2 separate regions of the Homo sapiens genome follow, and region 2 is linked to region 1. The links are chromatin loops, found by intact Hi-C in ENCODE. Cell type or tissue: OCI-LY7. All regions are shown on one strand. Each heading gives the region's core, and the rest is flanking DNA. Links, peaks and the distances in the headings are about the cores only.

Region 1 (10,329 bases), core at 1,598-9,597:
TGTGCCAAGCAACTCCATCTATTATAGGCTGAACTGTGTCACCCCGTAATTCACATGTTCAAATCCAAACCCCCAGTACTTGAGAATGTGACTATACCTGCAGACAGAGGCTTTAAGGAGGTAACTAAGGGTAAATGAGGTCATTAAGGTGGGCCCTAACCCAACACGACTGTTAATCTCCTCTTCTTAGAAGGACAAGACAGAGTCATGCAGAGAAGAAAGACCACAGTGGGAAGACGGCCGTCTATAAACCAAGGAGAGAGGCCTCAGAAAACAACCCTGCCGACACCTTGATCTCAGCCTTCCAGCCTCCGGAAGGTGAGAAGATACATTTCTGTGATGACACCCAACCCATGGTACTCTGTTAGGGCAGCTCTAGCTAATTAATACACCATCCAATCTCCTCAAACTACAGGACGCCCATCCTGCTACAAAGGCTGATGTCACTCAGAAGCTTAAAAAGACCCCATCACTAGAAAGGAAGCTTTATGGGGGCTGCGATTTCACTGATACTGACCAAGACAGTAACATGACTGACACAAAAAACATGAAATTAAGCCAGGGGGACTGTTTTATTGACTTACAGGGGGAAGACAGAGGTTGTCCAACAGGATATAAAGGGACCCACGAAGAGGGGTCATGTGGTTCCTATAGGATGACACCTCCGATTCTCACAGAGCAACCCAGCAGCCCATCAGCCCCATCGGTCAACCCCATCATCAGCCACGCCCCCAAAGCCTTCAGTGTTTCTCTCCAACTGCAGCAGCTGCCCCCATTCCTAATCCAGTCTTTCCCAAATGCCTCGGACCTTGGCCCACAGTAATAAAAAGCACCACGTTCCAACCAAATGGGGTTGCCCCCACCTCACACCTCCCGCAAGGCCCAGTGGCCCATGCCCTACCACACTGCCCCAGCCTCAGTGCCACCTGCACCACAGTACCACAAGCTAGTATAATATCCACTGTACTCCAAGAAAACAACAGCACAGAGAAACTTGTCCAGGATTGGAGACTTGGGAGTGACTTAAATCCAAACCTAGGTCACCAGATTCCAGACTCCACACAGGGGCCAGCAAGTTACAGCCCCGGGCCAAAGCCAGCCCCAGTGCCCGTTTTTGCACATAAAGTTTTCTTGGAACACAATCCCACCCATTCATTTATGTATCACCTATGACTGCCTGTGAGACACACCGGCAGAGCTGAGCAGATGTGACAGAGACCACATGGCCATCACACCGGACATGTTTCCGACACAGCCCTTTACAGAAAGTTTGCCAACTTGCCCAGTACTCATGCCTCCATGCCATGCCCACCTGGTTCAACCCTTCCAGGGCCCCTCCCAACCTGACTGCCCCTCACACCTGGACAGGGAAAAAAAAAAAAAGACAAAAAAGCTATATATTTATTTGGCTGGGCTCACACCTGTAATACCAGCACTTTGTGGGGCCAAGGCGGGCAGATCACCTGAGAGGTCAGGAGTTCAAGACCAGCCTGGCCAACATGGCGAAACCCCATCTCTACTAAAAAATATACAAAAATTAGCCAGACGTGGTGGCACGTGCATGTAGTCCCAGGCACGAGAATCGCTTGAACCCGGGAGGCAGAGGTTGCAGTGAGCCAAGATCGCACCACTGCACTCCAGCCTGGGCACCAGAGTGAGGCTCCATCTCAAAAAACAAGAAAAAAAGACAGGGTCTCCCTCTGGTGCCCAGGCTGGAATGCAGTGTGTGATTACAGCTCACTGCAACCTCGACCTCCTGGGCTCAAGCAATCTTCCTGCCTCAGTCTCCCTGAACAGTCGAAACTACGGGTACATGCCCCCACACCCAACTAATAGCTTTAAAAAATTTTTAGAGACAGGATCTTGTTGTGTTGTCCAGGCTGGTCTTGAACTCCTGGCCTTAAGCAATTCTCCTGCCTTGGACCCTCAAAACATTGGGATCACAGGCATAACCCCCTGTGCCTGGCCAAAAATTATATTTAAATATAATCCCGCTGATAAAATAAGGAGCAAATCTACTTCTCTGTATATTCTTTTGTTCTCAGAAATTGCCAAGATGTCAACCTCACACAAGATAATAAATAAGAAGAACCAGCAAAGTGCTTCCAAATATTTAATTAATGCATTTTATCTGCTTCACTACCTGAGAACAATGGGCCACAGGTTGGAAGAGCAAGTCTAAACTTCAGCAATGAGTTCTTGCTTTTATAAAATGCTTGTCACAACCTTAATATTACTTAAATGTAGTTTTTTCCCATTATTGTTAATTAGGTTTTCCCTAACAGTCGGAATCACAATTAACCTTCAAATAAGAGCTGCCAGAATGCATTTAAATAATTTTCGCAAAGGAAACCTCTTCTACCTGGCATTGGCTTTTCAATCCTTCCTCTTAGGCGGTTTCCTTGTCAAATTAAAATCTGTTATGATACCATGCAAATAAATGTCTGTGACATTCCAACATTTCTGCTCTTTCTTAAAAATGCCTTTCAGAGGGTCACACTGGAAGGGCTATAGTCAAAATGCAGACATTTCAGATTTCTATTCTTTCTTGCCATTAGGGAGGGGCCTGCAGAAGTAGAGATGGGATACATTGCTAGCGAAGGGCAAAATTTTGCAAAGGAAAGTCAGTTAAAAACTGGGGGCAGTTACATTGTTTTCTGTCTTTCACAAGGCTGTCGTTCTACAAGATTGCTGTAATATACCCATCACTGTGGAGAATTATATAAAGGGCCAGTGGGAGAAAAAACCCTCCTGAGTAAAGCCACCCAAGAGCTTGCGTCCCGGTTGAAACGCTGTTTTTATTGTCATTGTTCTAATTTCCCTGGGTATCTTTCATTACCTAGTGGAGTTTGGGGGCTTCAGAAGTGGGTGTTTGGGTAGCCTGGGAGGTTTCGGTTTTCAGCAACCTCCCAGATAGATGGATTGCTGGGTCAGGAGGCCCGTTTGTCAGCTCTGAGCTGTGTTCATGGCACTGTTTATCATCAAAGGGACTAGGAGATGGGCTGGGGGCCGAGAATAGAGCTTTAAAGTCAACAATGCAGGTAGCAGGAGAGGGGAAGGGGATCAATTCACAAATGGGCTTAGACCAGAGGTTGCAAACAGGTTTTGCTCACCCAGTACAATTTTAAAAAAGAAAACATTGACAGGCACAGTGGCTCAGGCCTAGAATCTCAACACTTTGGGAGGCTGAGGCAGAGGATCGCCTGAGCCCAGGAATTTGAGAACAGCCTGGGCAACATGGCCTGACTCCATCTCCACAAACAAACAAACAAACAAAAAACAGATGCCAGCACTGAAATGCCAAGAGCATTTCCACAGGGCGAGAATCAGCTGGAGAGGAGAAAGGTCATCCTGTTTGGACACTCCTGTCTTCCTCCCAGTCCTCCTGGGACTTCATGCCTCATTATACCACTGGCCTGGAACTTGCTGGCATCCAAGTTGCCTCTGCAGCACCGAGAGACCAGTGGTGATGGGCTGCTCAGTTTTCTGAGGCTCCAAGGATGCTGTCCTCAATGTAAACTCATGGGACCCCCCCAAAAGCCCATGGAATGACCCCCAAAAATGCCTAGAACAGGTCCCAGTCTCATGTGAAAGTTTATAATCACATGAGGAAACAAACCCCAGCACACTGCGATGGTCCAATCTGGGTCTCTGCAGACTGGCTGGATCTCAGGCCCCATGGATAAATTGAGGGAGTACGTCATATTCTTCTCTAGGATCAGTTTGATCACAGAACACTTACAATCAATCTCTATATTTTCAAATTGAAAATATTCCTTAAAAAGTCTGGAACAGTTTAAACAACAACTTAAACCAGTAATAATAAAAGTTAGTACTTAACAACTGCATGTCATACATGAAGACATTTGAAAATACTGCTCCATCTAGTCCCAACATCTCTGGGAGGGAGGTCCACATCACAGATGAAGAAGACGAGGCACAGGGAAGGGATAAAAATGGCACTCAAACTCCAGGCCACCTGGCTTCAGTGCCCACACCCTTAATCACCCCACCAGTGTCTCCCCAAGCATGGAACTCGGAAACCAAGATGGTTTTCTGTGGTGCCTGGATACGACAGTGAACAATGCTGGATGCCAGACAAAGCTTTTCCCTTTCTCATGCCTTCTCAGTCTTTCAAGTCGAGGCTCATCTGCCTTTGCCTGCTAACCTTTGTTCACCATTTTTTTTTTTTTTTAAAACCTCTAGGCAGACTACAGTGGCTGACTAGACACTAACCTACTGTTTTGTATTCATCATGGTACTTTTGAAGTTATTTTTCTATTGATGGCAAATGATGCTCGTTTTCTTTACAAATGAGTTTACTTTAGGTAAAAAGTGAGAGAAAATTTAAAGAAAATATTAAATCAGTAGTGGTGGGCAGACAGCACAACTCACGACTGGAGAAAAGGAATGACTCAAAGTAACGACATTAAAATGCCACAGCACAGAAATGACTCTAGTGACTCCAGTGACCACATCCTGACAGTGGTCCCCGGTGACTCCAGTGACCACATCCTGACAGTGGTCCCCGGTGACTCCAGTGACTCCAGTGACCACATCCTGACAGTGGTCCCCAGTGACTCCAGTGACCACATCCTGACAGTGGTCCCCGGTGACTCCAGTGACCGCATCCTGACAGTGGTCCCCGGTGACTCCAGTGACCGCATCCTGACAGTGGTCCCCAGTGACTCCAGTGACCGCATCCTGACAGTGGTCCCCGGTGACTCCAGTGACCGCATCCTGACAGTGGTCCCCGGTGACTCCAGTGACCGCATCCTGACAGTGGTCCCCGGTGACTCCAGTGACCGCATCCTGACAGTGGTCCCCAGTGACTCCAGTGACCGCATCCTGACAGTGGTCCCCTAGTGACCGCATCCTGACAGTGGTCATCAGTGATTCCAGTGACCATATCCTGACAGTGGCCCCCTACTGACTGCATCCTGACGGTGGTCCCCCAGTAACTCCAGTGACTGCATCCTGACGGTGGTCTCCAGTGACCAAGTCCTGACGGTGGTCCCCAGCGACCGCGTCCTAATGGTAGTCCCCAGTGACTGCATCCTAATAGAGGTCTCCAGCACAGGATGCTTGAGATGATCCCCAAGTTACCCAAAGGAGTATTAGAACTCCACCTTAGTTTCTATTCATCATCTTTAATAAGTTCCTGATTTTTGTTTTGTATATTATAAAGAATCTATGTACACTACAAACAAACAAATGTATATTGCAGTAACCCACAATTCTTTTTAACAATTGGATATGTGATCAGAGAAGTTTCTCAAATCCAGGACTAGACTCTGTACTTTACATGGGACAGAATCCCAAGAGAACTGTCATGAACACTAGGTGCTGGAGTCCAGGGTCCCCTCCCTGCCCTCTCTTGCGATAGCCCCTGATTTCCACCAGAGACCCTATGCAGTTCTGGGCAAGCTGACTCCTCGCCCAGCTCCAGCGTGGAACACAGGATGTAGGTTAGGCCACTCAGGGAGTTCTCCCCACTCCCATCACTAGCGTGACTGGCCTTATGGGTTCTACCCTAGGTCCCCTGCTTAGGACGCAGGGACAAGCATTTGTTCTCAACCTGCAGGTAGGGAGAAGCCTGGCACTGTTGGAGCCATTTTTCCTCCAGTGAAGGGAACCAGGTAGGACTGTGTCACGCAGACACAGGACCGGGACCCCGACGACAGCCTGAACCTCCTCTGGAATCCCCCCTTACCTGGACTTCACCATCACGTGAACCACGACAGGTGCTTTGATGTTTGAGTCAGCCAGAATCGGGGCCCTAACTAACACAAATCCCAAAGCTCATCCACGCTGGGCCACCTCCCTGGCACAGCTGTGATATCCCCGGCTCTCTGTCTTCCCCACCCCACCAAGGAAGTCCCATCAGGACCTGTGCTCTTTGAGTGGGTGGTAGCATGTGTTTGTCCTCTGAGAACTAGATCTATGACTCTTACACCTGCCATCTGTTTGGGCCCAAGTTTCTTCTCCCCGGGGCCCTCATAAGACCTGGGTATCCACAGGCTGGTTGGAGGCCCACTTACACACTCACTCCAGCGTGCGCTTTCAGCCCAGCTCTCAGCGCCCTCTTTGAGCTCATCTGCTCACTGGAGCTCATCCCCTAATCTCTCAACCACCTGCACAGCTCCAAAAACAAAGCACTCCTCCCCCCGCTCTCTCAAAGGCTCTGCAACAATGTTCCACGGAAGAAAGAAATAGCTATGACAGATGACGTCATATGCCCTTGACACAGGTCACCTGTCCTCACTCCCAGGCCTGGCCTGGGAATCACTGTGATTCCAGAGGTGGAAGTGTGGGGGCTAAATTCTGAAAGGCTGAGATGTTTTTCTCTAGCTAGGTCGGACTGGGTTTGGGAAGTCATTCCTCCAGGACACAGTGAACCTACTCCAATGGAGTGTCCCTGTTCTGAGGGGGAGGGTGGCCGCTGGAGAAGACAAGGTGGCTTTGGTCCCTGCGTGGGGAACTAAGGGGGACTATGAGGTCTGAGCAGGAGTGGTAACTGTGGTGGGGTGAGACTGGGATGTGGTAGGAACAGAGCAGTGTGGCAGCTGACAGAAGGGACACTCTGGAAGTCATGGGGAAGCTGAGACCTGGAGGAGGCAGCGGAGGGAACCGGGATGGTGGTAAGGACCTCCTGGAGGAGGCTAGATGAGGAGGGTGAGGATTTTCTTCAACAGGTTGTGCTCAGGCCTTATCGCCTCAGTCCTGATTTGCTCTATGGACAGATAACGAAAAACAAACGTGTTGCTTTTTTCTGTTCTTGTTTATCAACATTTAAACACTGCCGCCATCCTTTTAAGCACCCAAATGTGGGACCTAAGGCAACCTCAGGTCCCAGATTTGCTTAAACTCCCAATTGCCTTTTCATCTAAAGAATTGGAACACGATTCTGATTAGATCACAACTCTTGAGTTTGGAAGGAAGAGTCAGTGTCATTTTGTCACAATGCATGGTGATGTTGTTCTCTTATCGGCCTCATTTATCTAAACTGAGTTCCCTGAAATTGGTCTATGCTGGAGTGATCTTAGTTTCCCCAGCACATGACACACTGCCTGGAACACAGTGGGCAATTCAGAACATTCTAGAAGGGATGAGTGAGGGATCACTCACATCCATACACAAACACACACATGGTTAATCTTAAGTATTCTCCAGTGAGGTCACCAAAAAAGCACCAGTAACGTGTCACGGTTCCCAGCCTCTGACCTCTGCTTCCCACAGCTTGGGGCTGATGATGGTGGCTGAGCGCTTCCTGTCTTCACATTCATTCAGGACAAAAATAAATACCTGCTACGCACCAGCCCCCATGCTGGGCACAGGCATTGCGGCAGGAAGACAGGCATGGTTCTGGCTCTCGGTGACTCTCCTGCAGTTCCTTCCAAGCCCCTTCCAATGGCAGGGCTGGTGCACAGGCTGTGCCCTCTCTGCCTGCTATGCTCCTGCCCAAGTCTCCAGCTGCCTGGCCCCTTCTCATCCTGGAAGGACACCTGCACAGAGGGAGACCTCCCCCTGGGAAGTCAGGGTCGGCCCTTTACTCTGTCTCTCAAGCGTACTATGTCTTAGCACAGTAGTGATTACTTTGTTCATCTCTCTCCTTAGGACCCATCTGTGTCTGCCCCACTGGAAGGTGACTGCAGAGAGGTGGCAGCTCCCCAGGAGCAGGGAGACCAGTGACGAGATGCAGCCACGTCCAGCCAGGAGCTGTCAGGCAAGGCTTCCTGGAACCCGCATTTCCACAACCTACTCGGGTTTCTTCCCATGTGGGAGGCTGAAGAAACCTGCCACCAAGGAACTAATTATGGCTGAGCCCGAGCAGTTCTTGCCTTCCAGGAAATTTCCAAGAGAAAGGGTGTGCATCCCTCCCCCTTCCTGCTTTGAAGTCTCCATAGTTAACAAAGCTGCAGTGATACTGACCACCTGGGGCTGTGGTGTGGATCTGGGCTGAGCTGCTCTGGGCACACAGAGCCCAGAGCACACTACAGAGAGCTATGGCCGAGACAATCTTCTCTCCTCCTGGCGGGTCAGTTTCCTGGTCTGTGAAACCAGCCCTCCTCATCACTACCTCACTCCTTGCCAGGATGATTTAACACAACATCACAGATCAACAGTCTGGCTCACCGCCAACAGGTACTCAACAAATGGCAGCTGGAAACACTGTATTTTTATATGAGTGTCTCTGAAGAGGTGGGATAGGAGTCCTAATTTTTTCTTAAGACAGGGTCTCGCTCTGTCACCCAGGCTGGGGTGATCATAGCTCATTATAGCCTCAGTATCCTGGACTCATGCAATCCTCTCACCTCAGCCTCCCCAGTAGCTGGAACTACAGGTATGCACCATCATGCCCAACTAACTTTTTACTTTTGTAGAGACGGTCTATGTTGCTTGGGCTGGTCTCGAACTCCTGGCCGCAAATGATCCTCCCACAGTGCTGGGATTGTGGCAGGCCAGTTCTCACTAACACAGGCCTCTATAACAATTGTGTCAGCACTGACTGAGTGGTTAAGTTAAATATTAAAAGCTGAGAGAGCTACTGCCCTTATACAAGGGCTGGAATGTAACAAAAGCCCACCCCTAGTTGTGCCCAGGCCTTTCCTGGGCCTTGAAGCATGACAAGATAACGAAGGATTAAACAAGTTTTACTGGGGATGTGAAGAAACTCCCCAGGCCTCCACAAACAAGTTTACTGGGGGTCTGAAGGGACTCCCCAAACCTCCATGATTTAGCAGGAGACAAGATAAGGGTAATCACGCCCACACCTGGACCCATTTAGATTAAGTAAATTTACTGAAGCTCTAGAGGAAGGTCTTCAGGACTCAGACCTTAGTCATAGACTAGAAGAAGCTGATCACTTAGGTCTCTAGAGGAATGCACACTTACACGTGGACACGTAGCTTAGAAGGTATGTAAGCTCCGGGAAACTTTGTAATTTTGAGTTGGTCTGCAGATAATTTCTAAGCCTTCTCCCTGTACCTCGTTACAGAAAAAAAAAAAATTCTTCTCTTCCCAGTTCATCTGCATCTTGTTATTGGGCCATAAGAACAAGCAGCGCAACCCTCGGTTTGGTCCAGGAACAGGATTACAGGCATAAGCCACCGCGTCCAGCCAGGAGCCCTAAATTTTTAAACAGCCCTGACTACTGTCCTGGTTCTACCTGTGAGTTGCTCACTCTTCCCCACCAACAGAGGATGGGAATGAAGCTGCCGGGTTCTGCCCTCCCAAGTCATGCCTCCCTCCATGCTGAGTTTGTATCCAAGTCACGTTCCCGACTCTGACCGGAGGCAGAAAGCCAACACTCTCTACCTGCTGGTTCCCATCCGGCAAACGATGCATCAGCAAGAAGGCAAAATACCCAGAGAAAATTTTGAGTCACGATGCCAAAGGGGCCTCTGGGCAGAAAAACCAGCCTGATCAAGGCCGCTGCTGCTTACGGTTCAACAAAGGCCTGCTGGCTGTAAAATCTAGCAAGAACATGCAGGCTCCCAGGTGTGCATGAGCTCGGAGCAAGATGTGAATTTCAATCCTGGCTCTGCCGCCCTCTCTGGAAGAAGCTCACTCTCTTGCAGCCGTGGGGGCTCACATGTGAAATGGGCCAAGGATGTCTCAGTCACAGCACCGCTGACAGCGAAGAACACCAAGAGCCAGCGTGGGGCCGAACACAAGGTCAGTCCTCCATCGGTGGCGTGATGACAACCACCGCCTCAGCCAAGGCTGTTATTACCACTCCCATCCAAACTAAGCGTGTTTCCCCCAGGCCGGTAGAAATGGCAGGTGCTGATACCTTTCAGCTCTCAGTCGGGTCCTGGGCTGAATGCTTTACTTGCATTATCTCATTTCGACCCCCCACCCCGGCACGGGGAGTCATTAGCATCACCATTTTGCAGATGAAGAGACTGAGGCTTGGAGAGGTTAGGGAACATATCCAGGGTCACCCAGTTAACAATGTTCATTTAATTCATTTTACACTCATTTCACAGCTTGTGTCTGCTGGCCACTAGGCACAAGACGGTGCATAAGACACACTTAGTCCCTGTGAAGCTGATGTCAGGTGTTAATTAAATGCACAATGAATTGCTCACAGGGTGAGGAAGTGAGAGTGTTAGGTGGCAGCACACAGAAATCTAAGCCATGTTATTTGTTCTTTATGGCTTTACAAGCAGCACGTTCCCATCCTTGAGGCCACTGTGGCTCTAAAGGCACAGGAAGGGCCACCAGGTTCTCAAGTCACCCTAGGATGTGGGGCCCAGCTGCCCAAACTCCCAGCATCTCTCAATGAGTCATTAAGCCCCATTGTAAGGACAGCTTATTTGTGAG
Region 2 (10,329 bases), core at 984-8,983, 86 kb after region 1:
AGATGGAGACCAGCCTGGCCAACATGGTGAAAGACCATCTCCACTAGAAATACAAATATTAGTCCAGTATGGTGGCACACACACACACTTGTAATCCCAGCTACTTGGAAGGCTGAAGAGGGAGGATCACCTGAACCTGGGAGGAGGCAGAGGTTGCAGTAAGCTGAGATCATGCCGCTGCACTCCAGCCTGGGTGACAGAGCGAGACTCCGTCTCACAAAAAAAAAAAAAAAAAAAAAAAAAAAGAAATGACAAAGAAATGCTATTTTATAAGTAAGAAGCACAGCCGCATCAAAAAACATCTAAAAGAAACAAAAACCGACAGAAAAAAAATCAAGATCGTTATAGACTCAATACTAAAAAACTGACAGCAAACAAAACAACAAATGGTCAATAGTCCTGGAAAAATTGAAACACAGTAGAAATACAAAATAAAACTTGCAATCAAATTAGCAACTAAAATGACAATACCCCGTACCAAGGAGGGTGAGGCCTGACAGGCATACTCATACACAGCTGGCGTCAATACATGTTTTTCTGGGAAGCATGTTGACAGTCTTTGCCAAGAATCTTAAAGGGCCCAGCAATTCTCTTCACAGGAGCTGACCCTAGAGAAATAATCAGAATCCTACACTAAAATGTGGATATAAAGATCACCATGGCAGTAATAACAACAAATAACTTCAGTGCCTAGCCGTGGGAAGTTAACAGAGACATCATGCGGCCGTTAAGGCCATTCAGAGATAATATTTAAAGACACAAAACTGCTCGTGATATGATACCAAGTGAAACGAGAGAATGCAAAATGATTTACCTAGAATGATCTAAATGTGTTTTACACAGACACTCTAAATACAAATAAAAAAGACTGGGAAGAGGTACTTCAAATCTCTTCAATAGTGGCTATTTTTGGGTGATGAGATTACAAGTGATTTTTCTTTTTCTGTCCTGGTGCTACTTTAAAAAATTCTAATAGACTTATATTTCTTTATAATCAGGATTTTTTTTTTTGAGACAGGGTGTCAGTCTATTGCTCATGCTGGAGTGCAGTGGCATGACACCAGCTCACGGTAGCCCTGATCTCCTGGGTTCAAGCAATCCTCCTGCCTCAGCCTCCCGAGTAGCTGGGACCACATTGTGCACATCACCACACCGGACTAATTTTTTTTTTTTTTTTTTTTTTTTTTTTTTGTAGAAACAGGGTCTCACTCCTTGCCTCAAGTGATTCTCCAGCTTTGGACTCCCAAAGCGCTGGGATTACAGGAGTGAGCCACCATGCCCTGCCAAAAAATATTTTTTAATTGTAGTTTTCAATAGAAATAGCTTTGGTTTAAATAAGCCAACATTTGGTGACATTTCCTTGGTACTGAGCCAGGTGCTTTGGGAGACAAAAGTAAATACTCCTGTCCTCAAGGAGTTCACGGTCCAGTAGGCTACATACGACCCAGCAAAGAGGGTTCTGACCACTGAAAAACTCTGCTCATCAGCCAAATCCTCACTGGTGCTAGAGACGTGGGCTCCAGCTGGTCACTACACACCACCTCTAATACATGTCAGGTACAGAATGCACTTCCTGGCAACAAACAATGAACGCAATGAACATCAGCTACCTCCAGCACTACCTCTACAACCAGGACAGATTGCCTGGCATCCATCCCCTCCTTCTTCCTTCATCACAGAAGCCCTATTCAGAAAGGCCATGTGCCAAGCTAAAAGACTACACTTCACACGCCCCTTCCATCAAAGTGGTGCCACCGACTAAGTTCTGGCCAGTGAGATGTAAACTCAAGTTGTGAGATGAGACTCCTGAGAAAGCTCCTTAAAGGAAGGACAGTTAGCGGGGGAGAGTCCTTTTGGCCTTCCTGTTTTCTCCTGTTTGCTACCTACAACACAGACATGCTGGCTAGAGCTTCAACAGGCATCTTAGACCAACCTGAGGATAAGAGCCACAGCTAAGGATGGTAGAGCAGAAAGATAAAGTGGACCAGGACACTAGACTGTGGCAGAGACACTCGACAGCTCTGCACTGCCTAAGTGTGACCTTCTAGGAAAGATACGTTGTTCATTTAAGCCACCAGGGCCATATCTCTGTTACCAGCAGCCAAGCACAATTCCAAACCCAAAGAACCAGTAACACTATTATTGGCATGGTTTGCAATGCAGCGGTTTGCGGTCCCCACTGACGTTCCTCACAAGTACCTATTCAAGGCCGGACGCGGTGGCTCAAGCCTGTAATCCCAGCATTCTGGGAGGCCAAGGCGGGCGGATCACTTGAGGTCAGGAGTTTGAGACCAGCCTGGCCAACATGGTAAAACCCCATCTCTACAAAAATACAAAAATTGGCCGGCATGGTGGCACGTGGCTGTAATCCCAGCTACTCGGGAGGCTGATGCGGGAGAATCGCTTGAACTCGGGGGGCGGAGGCTGCAGTGAGCCGAGATCATGCCTGGGTGGTCAAGCGATCCTCCCAGAGTACACTCCAGCCTACGTGATAGAGCGAGACTCCGTCTCAAAAAAAAAAAAAAAAGTGCCCATCCAAAAGGCTGCCATGGAATGGAGAGGCCAAGGCCTTCTTACCCCTTAATTTCCTCCCTTTCACAAATAAGGTTCTGGGTATTTTTTTTTTACAACTGTTACAGTTATAAATCTTATGTAAATCTTAGGTTTCATATGTTTTACCACAATGATTTTTAAAAGGTCTAAAGGCCACTGGCCTGCCCACTGCCCCTCCACCGAGGTTCATCTCCCTTCTCTGGCTTGTAGGTCTCACCCTTATCCAACCTCAACCCCCACACCCAGTTACTTTCTCCTCAGCTGCTATGCATGTCACAAAAGCCTGCCAGCGTCGTTGCTTCTGTGGCCACTGCATCATGAAATCTGACCCCACCTCAGGCCCCATCTTTTATTTATTTATTTATTTAGAAAAGGAGTTTTCACTCTTGTTGCCCAGGCTGGAGTGCAGTGGCATGATCTCAGCTCACTGCAACCTCCATCTCCCGGGTTCAAGTGATTCTCCTGCCTCAGCCTCCCAAGTAGCTGGGATTACAGGCACCTGCCACCACTTCCCACTAATTTTTGTATTTTTAGTAGAGACGGGGGTTTCACCAAGTTGCCCAGTCTGGTCTCAAACTCCTGACCTCAGGTGATCCATCCACCTCAGCCTCCCAAAGTGCTGGGATTACAGGCACCTGCCACCACTTCCCAGTAATTTTTGTATTTTTAGTAGAGACGGGGGTTTCACCATGTTGCCCAGTCTGGTCTCAAACTCCTGACCTCAGGTGATCCACCCACCTCAGCCTCCCAAAGTGCTGGGATTACAGGCGTGAGCCACTGCACCCGGCCAGGCCCCATCTAAATCCTATCCAGGGGCATGGCTGTCACAACAGAACAGCAACATGATGGTCAGAGAGACACGAAAAACGTGAAATGTCCTTAATTGCAAAATCTGGGAGGCTTAGAGATAAGCGCATAAAGCAGGGGAAACTGCCCACTCCCAGACAGAGGCACAGCTCCCCACCTCCCCAAAGGCCCTTCAGTGGACACACTTTGTGATTCTCGCTGTGCATGAGAGGAAACACCGCTGGGCTTCAGAAACTCCCTTTTTCTGTTTTATGCTGGTGGGGGTGAGGAGTCGGGGGTGGACAGAGCTTCGCACCCTCCTGTCCTACGTCCCACCTGCCTACTCTGGAGACTGGGGCACGGCATCTGCCTGCCCCCAGGTACAACTGCTGCAAACAGCCAACACATTCCTGAGAAGTTACTGTGAGACTGAGAGTCAGTTTCCCAAGATATTCTATAAGAATGACCCAGCCAGCCGGAGGTCCAAGCCTGCACCAACCTTCAAGTTCCAGGAAAGCCCTCATGCTGCCCAGTGCCTTTACTCCCCACCCGGCTTTCTCCATCCATTCATGCAGCACCGACTTGCTGACCTTCACCACGTGTCAAGCACAGTTCCCAAGGCAGGAAGAAGGTACAAAGCATTTCCTCCAAGCAACTCAGAATCCACTAGGGGAGGACGGATGACCAAATGCTTGATCACCGAAGCATGTGACGAGTGCTCAGACTAATGTCAGCACAGGGCCAAGGGAGATGCGAAAGAGGAACGCCAGCATCTCAAAGTGTTCACTGTGGTACCTGGCACATAGGGAGTCTTCAATCAGTGGTAGCCTGTGGCTGGTTTTCCAACACAGTGGGACAGATGGCGGTAGTGACAGCAGTCAGCATGACAGGAGGAAGAATAGCATTCAATGGACCCACAGAGTCTTTCCAGAGTAGGTGACACCTCGAACTAAGTCTTCAGGGATGCGGAAAGTCATGCAACAGAGAAGACGTAGTGGGAAAAGGGCTTCTAGGCACCAACCATTGCAGTAAATAATAGCCTTGCTTAATCCCAAGTAGTTCAGCATTGCTGTGGTATAAAGTACAAGAAGAAGAATAGCGAGAAATGAAAGTACAAAAAGAGGTCACCCTCAACAGAAGGGTCAAGACCCCTGGCTTCTCCCCTGCCCCATGCCCTCCTCAGACTCCCCATGGGTCTTCAAATGAAGGCTTTGAAAATAGACACTAGAAGACTAACAGTGACCGCATTCCCTTCTCCAGTTTGATCTTTTGGTTCAACCAGATGATGTATTAACTGTTGGGGCAACAGTGGATGGGTATTTGATGAGATTTATGTCAGATTGATGTGGGAAAACAGATATAAAATCAAAGCCCATAGTATTGGGAAATAAGTACGTAAAGCAGTTCTGGGCTATCTATGCAACCAGGAGCAGCATATATGAGACAGAGAGGACAGGAAGGAAACAGAGAGTTTTAAATAACATTTATTCCGTCCCCTACCCTAGCAGAAAGAAGTCCTACAGAAACAGAAAATTGTACTTTTCCAGTAATCCCTAAGTTGCTATTCATTTCTGAATCTTTACCTGTTACCATTCAGTTTCCTAAGGTTTCTATACACTGCCAAAAGAACTGTGATTTTTATGTCAGAATCTACACTCCAAGCACACACACACATACACATACACACACACACACACACACACACAATTTACAACCCATGTTTTCATCCACCTTTATTGTGTTTAAGTTTTCTGTTCAAAACACTGATGAAGTTTCCTTTCAATAAAAAAAATGTGGATGCAAGTCTTTTTTTTACCCAGAGGTTTTTTCACTTCTTTCCTCTGTGTTATTTTGAGTCTTGCTACTGAATCGTAAAGCAAGAACCCTGAAAAATATGCCAATGTTAGGCAGGTGAAAATATATCAATATAGGAAAGTAACTTGGGAAAATGGAAAGGCAGAAATAGTGATTTCCATAATAAAACTCCTGACAAACTCAAGCAGTAGTGCACAAAAAAAAATCTGTCTGTACTGCTCCCATCTGACATGCCAAATATGTACCTCCAAATGTGAAAATGGATCACTGCCGCTTCCTAACCAAATTTCAAATTAAGTACCGCAGGCCCAGGGGACAGCCTCATACACAGCAAGCTGAAAACACGAGCACTGCGGGATGCCTGGTGCCAGCTGGTCTCTGACTTCTGCCAACTCTGGGGCACGTTGGTGAAGGGGAACTCAATAGTTTGTGCATTTCTTCTCTAAACTTACTGAACACCAGGGACAGAGAGAGAAAGGAAAGAAAGAGTGAGCAAGTGAGCCTGTTTCCAACTGACTGCAAAGTTCATCTGATAAGGTCAACAGCTTAGAAGAAAAAGTTAAAGAAAAATGAAAAAAAAGACACAGAGGGACAGAATAAGGGCAGGACAGAGACAGATTCCAAGAGAAAGAGACAAAGCCAAAGACAGAGAGAGACAGGGAAAGGAGGAAGGAAGGAATGAGGGAGAAAAGTACACATACACACACTCAGAGAAGAGAAGGATGGGTGAAAAGGAGAGAGAAACATAAAGGCAAAGAATGAGAGCCACGTGTAAGGTAGGGAGCTGAGACCCAAACAGGAAGTCATCATCCCATCATCCATCCATTCAGCGGGTATCTTCTGAGTGCCTATGATGCCAGTAGGCAGACGGACATAGCCCTAAGTAATTTCAGGTGGGGAAACACACAATGCAGTGCTAAGTCCAGAGAGGGAATGAACAACTCTCCAACCAACAACCCCCAAAACCTCTGGGCTGAAGCCGACAGCATCTCAGCTCTAACATCAAATCATTTTGAAGCCTAAAATTAACAGAAACACTGCTTTAAAGACAAACTTAGATATGATGCCAAAAGTACATGACAAAAGAAAAAATAGATGAATTCAACTTCATCAGAATTAAAAACAGGTATGCCTCAAGGACACCATCGAGAAAATGAAAAGAAACTTGCAGAATGGTAGAAAAGGTATGCAAATCACGTATCTCTGATACGGGTCTAGTATCCACAATACACAAAGAACTCATACAACTCAACAATAAAAAAGACAACTAAACAAATTAAGCAATGGACAGAAGATTTGAAAAGACACCCTTTGAAGATCTACAAATGGCCAGTAAGCCATTTGTAGAATGAAAAGATACTCAACACCATCAACCATCAGGGAAATGCAAATTGAAACCACTGATTTGCAAACGTGAAGGTGCCACTTCACATCCACTCGATGGCTACAATAAAAAAAAGACAGACAATAACAAGTGTTTGGTGAGGACATGGTAGAATAACTGGAACCTTCATTCACTGCTGGTGGGAAGGTACAGCCGCTTTGACCCAGCAATCCCACTCCTAGGTTATACCCGAGAGAAATGAAAAACACGTCCACACAACTTGTACGTGAATGTTCATTGCAACATTATTTATCACAGCCAAAAAGTGAAACCCAAATGTCCATCGACTAACGAAAGGGTAAACAAAATATGGCATATCCTTATAGTAAAATCTGTTTTAGCCATAAAAGAGAATGCCATCCTGATACATGCTACAATGTAGATAAACCTTGAAAACCTTATGCTAAATGAAGGAAACCTATCACAAACCGCCATACACTGTATCATTCCACTGATATGAAGTGTCCAGAACAGGCACATCCACAGAGACAGGAAGGAGAATGGTGCTTGCCAGGCCCTGGGGTGGAGAGTGACTGCTCAGGAAAATGGGCTTCTTTGTGAGGGAGTGAAAATGTTCTAAAATGTTGTGAATGCACAACTCTATGAATATACTAAAAATCATTAAATCATACACTAAATAGATGAATTGTATGGCATGTGAATTATATCTCAATAAAGTTGTTTGTGTGGTTTTTTTCACCTTTCATTTCAGATTCGGGGGTACAAGTGAAGGTTTGTTACATGGGTATATTGCATAATGCCAAGGTTTGGGGTAAAAATGATCCCATCACCCAGGCAGTAAGCATAGTATCCAACTGGTAGTTTTTCAACCCTTGCTCCTCCCTTCCTCCCCTTCTTGTAGCCCCCAGTGTCTATTGTTAGCATCTTCCTGTCCAGGAGTACCCACTGTTTAGCTCCCACTTATAAGTCAGAACATGCAATATCTGGTTTTCTGTTGGGGCACTAATTTGCTTAGGATAACAGCCTCCAGCTGCATTCATACTGCTGCAAAGGGCAAGATTTCATTCTTTTTAAGGCTGTATAGTATCCCATAGTGTATATGTACCACATTTTCTTTATCCAGTCTACCATTGATGGGTACCTGGACTGACTACATGTTTTTGCAGGGAGGAGGGAGGAAGGAGGAGGAGGAAGAATAGGGGGAGGAGGAGGAGGAGGAAGACAAAGACAAAGAAGACAAAGAAGATGAAGACAAAGAGGAAGGCATTTCCAGCAAATCAAGCTGCTCTTCCATCTCTCATCCAGAACTGTGGTGACTTGCATGTGAGGGTCAGGGTTTCAGTCTCCCAAGACTACAACTTGCCAGGCTGGGGCTTGGGAGGACAAGTTCCGGGTGGACCACCTCCCCCAACCAGCCTCCATGCCCCTCCAAGCCCATGCTGGGTGGGCTGTGAACTCAGCATTGAGGCTGATAGTGAGTACAGAGGTGTCTCCATAGGATACTTTGAAGGACCAATGTGTGCTGACTTCTGTGTGTCATCTCCTTTCCAGCCCTCTCAGGGGACATCTTCTGCCCACAGTCACCCTCTAGGCTGCAGCCATCCTGGGTGACAGAGTGAGACTCTGTCTCAAAAAGAAAAGGAAAAGGGTCCTTGTTGGCTTTGGGGAGAATCACACTCTCATGAATAGCCAGATTCCCCAACGTTTCCACTACTCCACCGTGAAGCCCACTGAAAGATTAAAAACGAAAACTCTTCCTTTGTTTACCAAAGCAAACAAAAGCCACGATTCAAGCATTTATTTGTTTGTTTCTGGCCGAGTCTCACTATGTGGCCCAGCCTGGAGTGCAGTGGCACGATCTTGGCTCACTGCAACCTCCACCCTCCTGGGTTCAAGCGATTCTTGTGCCTCAGTCTCCGAAGGATTACAGGCGCACGCCACTATGTCCAGCTAATTTTTGTATTTTTAGTAGAGACGGGGTTTCACCACGTTGGTCAGGCTGGTCATGAACTCCTGGACTCAAGTGATTTGCCCACCTCGGCCTCCCAAAGTTCAAAGATTACAGGTGTGAGCCACCTTCCCAGCCAATTCAAGCATTTAAACCACATCTACTAACATGGCCTACAAATGCATCTTCCCCCTTAATGGCCATAAGCCCTTTAAAGTATCCTCAAACAGACTTGAAGGTTTCATCCTCAAAATATGGGCTGTCCAAGTGCCTAAATCACAACAACTGCTAAAAACCTAAACTGGGGCACACAACCAGAAGGGCAGGACAATTCATGACAATTCCCAGACATGAGAACTTACGAATCCATTAAAACAAAGGGCCAGCATCTTTATTGATACCAAGTCCTCACATAACCCAGAGGAAAAACCCCTGAAACACATAGGCCAAGGAAATGAGCTGATTATTCACCAAAAAGAAATTCAATTCATAAACACAGAAAAAAGTAAGTATTCCATCTCCACAGTGACTCATGAATTACAAATATAAGGAGCTAGGTTTTTGCCTACTGGAGTTCCAATGGCAACAGTTATGAATGCTGGTGAGAGTGGCCAAGAGGGCCTGTTTGCTGGTGACACTTTAAAATGGCCACAATCCTGGGGAGCAATATGGAAACCCGAAACAGAAGTCAGAAAAACCTTAGCACTTCATTCAACAATTCTGCCTATGAGACCACATCCTCCAAAATAACTAGAAACATGGGGAAATTCTGTACACAAAAGGCATTCCCTGCAGCATTTTACAGTATAGTAAAAGTTTTGTTTTTGTTTTTTGTTTTTTGTTTTTTTTTTAAAAAGGCCCAACAATTGGAAATTGACTAAAACTCTGGTCTATCCACTAGCTGGAATATCACACAGTTGTTACAAATTACAGCAATGCAGTCAACATAATGATAGAAAAGGCTTTGTGATAGACGATTAAGTGGGGTAAAAAGCAACAAACAAAATTGTATGCACAGCAGGAGTTCAATTATGTTTTTAAGAAAGTGTCTACAGAGAGGGAAAATACTTTAAACGAAGTTCTGTTTTCCTCATTTTCCCTAGTGAGCTGGATGGTATGGTGGAAAGGGACTAAGTTTTACAACCCAATCCAGGGACCTTTACATCCTATTTAATCAACCTGTGCCTCTGTTTCCTAATCAGACAGTTTAATGTTTAAATGACTTATTACCGGCAGGGCACATTGGCTAACATCTGTAATTCCAGCACTTTGGGAGGCCGAGGTGGGAGGATCACCTTAGGTCAGGAGTTCGGGACCAGCCTGGCCAACATGGTGAAATCCCATCTGTAATAAAAAAATATTAAAATTAGCCGGGTGTGGTGGTACATGCCTACAGATAGTCCCAGCTACTCGGGAGGCTGAGGCAGGAGAATCGCTTGAACCCAAGAGGCGTAAGTTGCAGTGAGCCGAGATCATGGCACTGCACTCCAGCCTGGGTGACAGAGAGAGACTCCATCTCAGTAAGTACATACATATATACATACATACATACATACATACATACGACTTATTACAAGGGAGAAACATTTTTATTCTTAAGAGTCACAATTGCAACTCCAACGTGCAGCCCAAATAGTTTCTAGGTGATGGCACAGTATTAACGTATTCACTTTGGATTTGGTTTCCCTATTTTCCCCCCAACCTAACTCAAAGATAAGCATTTGGGGCATTCAAGGCCTACCATCTGCTCATTCGTTAAAAAACAAATGCTAAAATTTGTCCACTTGCAGCTTTGTTTGATCTGTCTCAAAATACATTGGCATTTCCCCTAATGTTGAACAGGCCCTTCCAGTATTTAGGCAAGATCGATGAACTCATTTGC

The links. Hi-C counts contacts between places; a loop is a spot of excess contacts. Peaks named below come from ENCODE experiments on the same cell type or tissue, not always from the same donor. Only the 100,000 strongest peaks of a DNase experiment are listed, where the experiment ranks them.
Region 2: it touches region 1 in a loop (3-fold over the local background); 4 of 110 quality-filtered maps call a loop at or near these places.

Annotation. Positions count from the first base shown.
Region 1 is chr16:12,317,384-12,327,712 of GRCh38, reverse strand. All of the region lies in intron 15 of SNX29 (sorting nexin 29), which reads right to left. Among named protein-coding and RNA genes, the nearest start is that of SNX29-AS2, 50 kb to the left of the region's middle. RefSeq lists an enhancer at 9,978-10,329. In OCI-LY7, for the core only: no CTCF peak of the experiment used is centred there; DNase peaks (open chromatin) are centred at 4,500, 6,082, 7,272, 8,034 and 3 weaker places; H3K4me3 peaks cover 4,592 bases; H3K27ac peaks cover 7,773 bases.
Region 2 is chr16:12,230,502-12,240,830 of GRCh38, reverse strand. All of the region lies in intron 14 of SNX29 (sorting nexin 29), which reads right to left. Among named protein-coding and RNA genes, the nearest start is that of SNX29-AS2, 140 kb to the left of the region's middle. In OCI-LY7, for the core only: no CTCF peak of the experiment used is centred there; a DNase peak (open chromatin) is centred at 4,030; H3K4me3 peaks cover 4,507 bases; H3K27ac peaks cover 7,245 bases.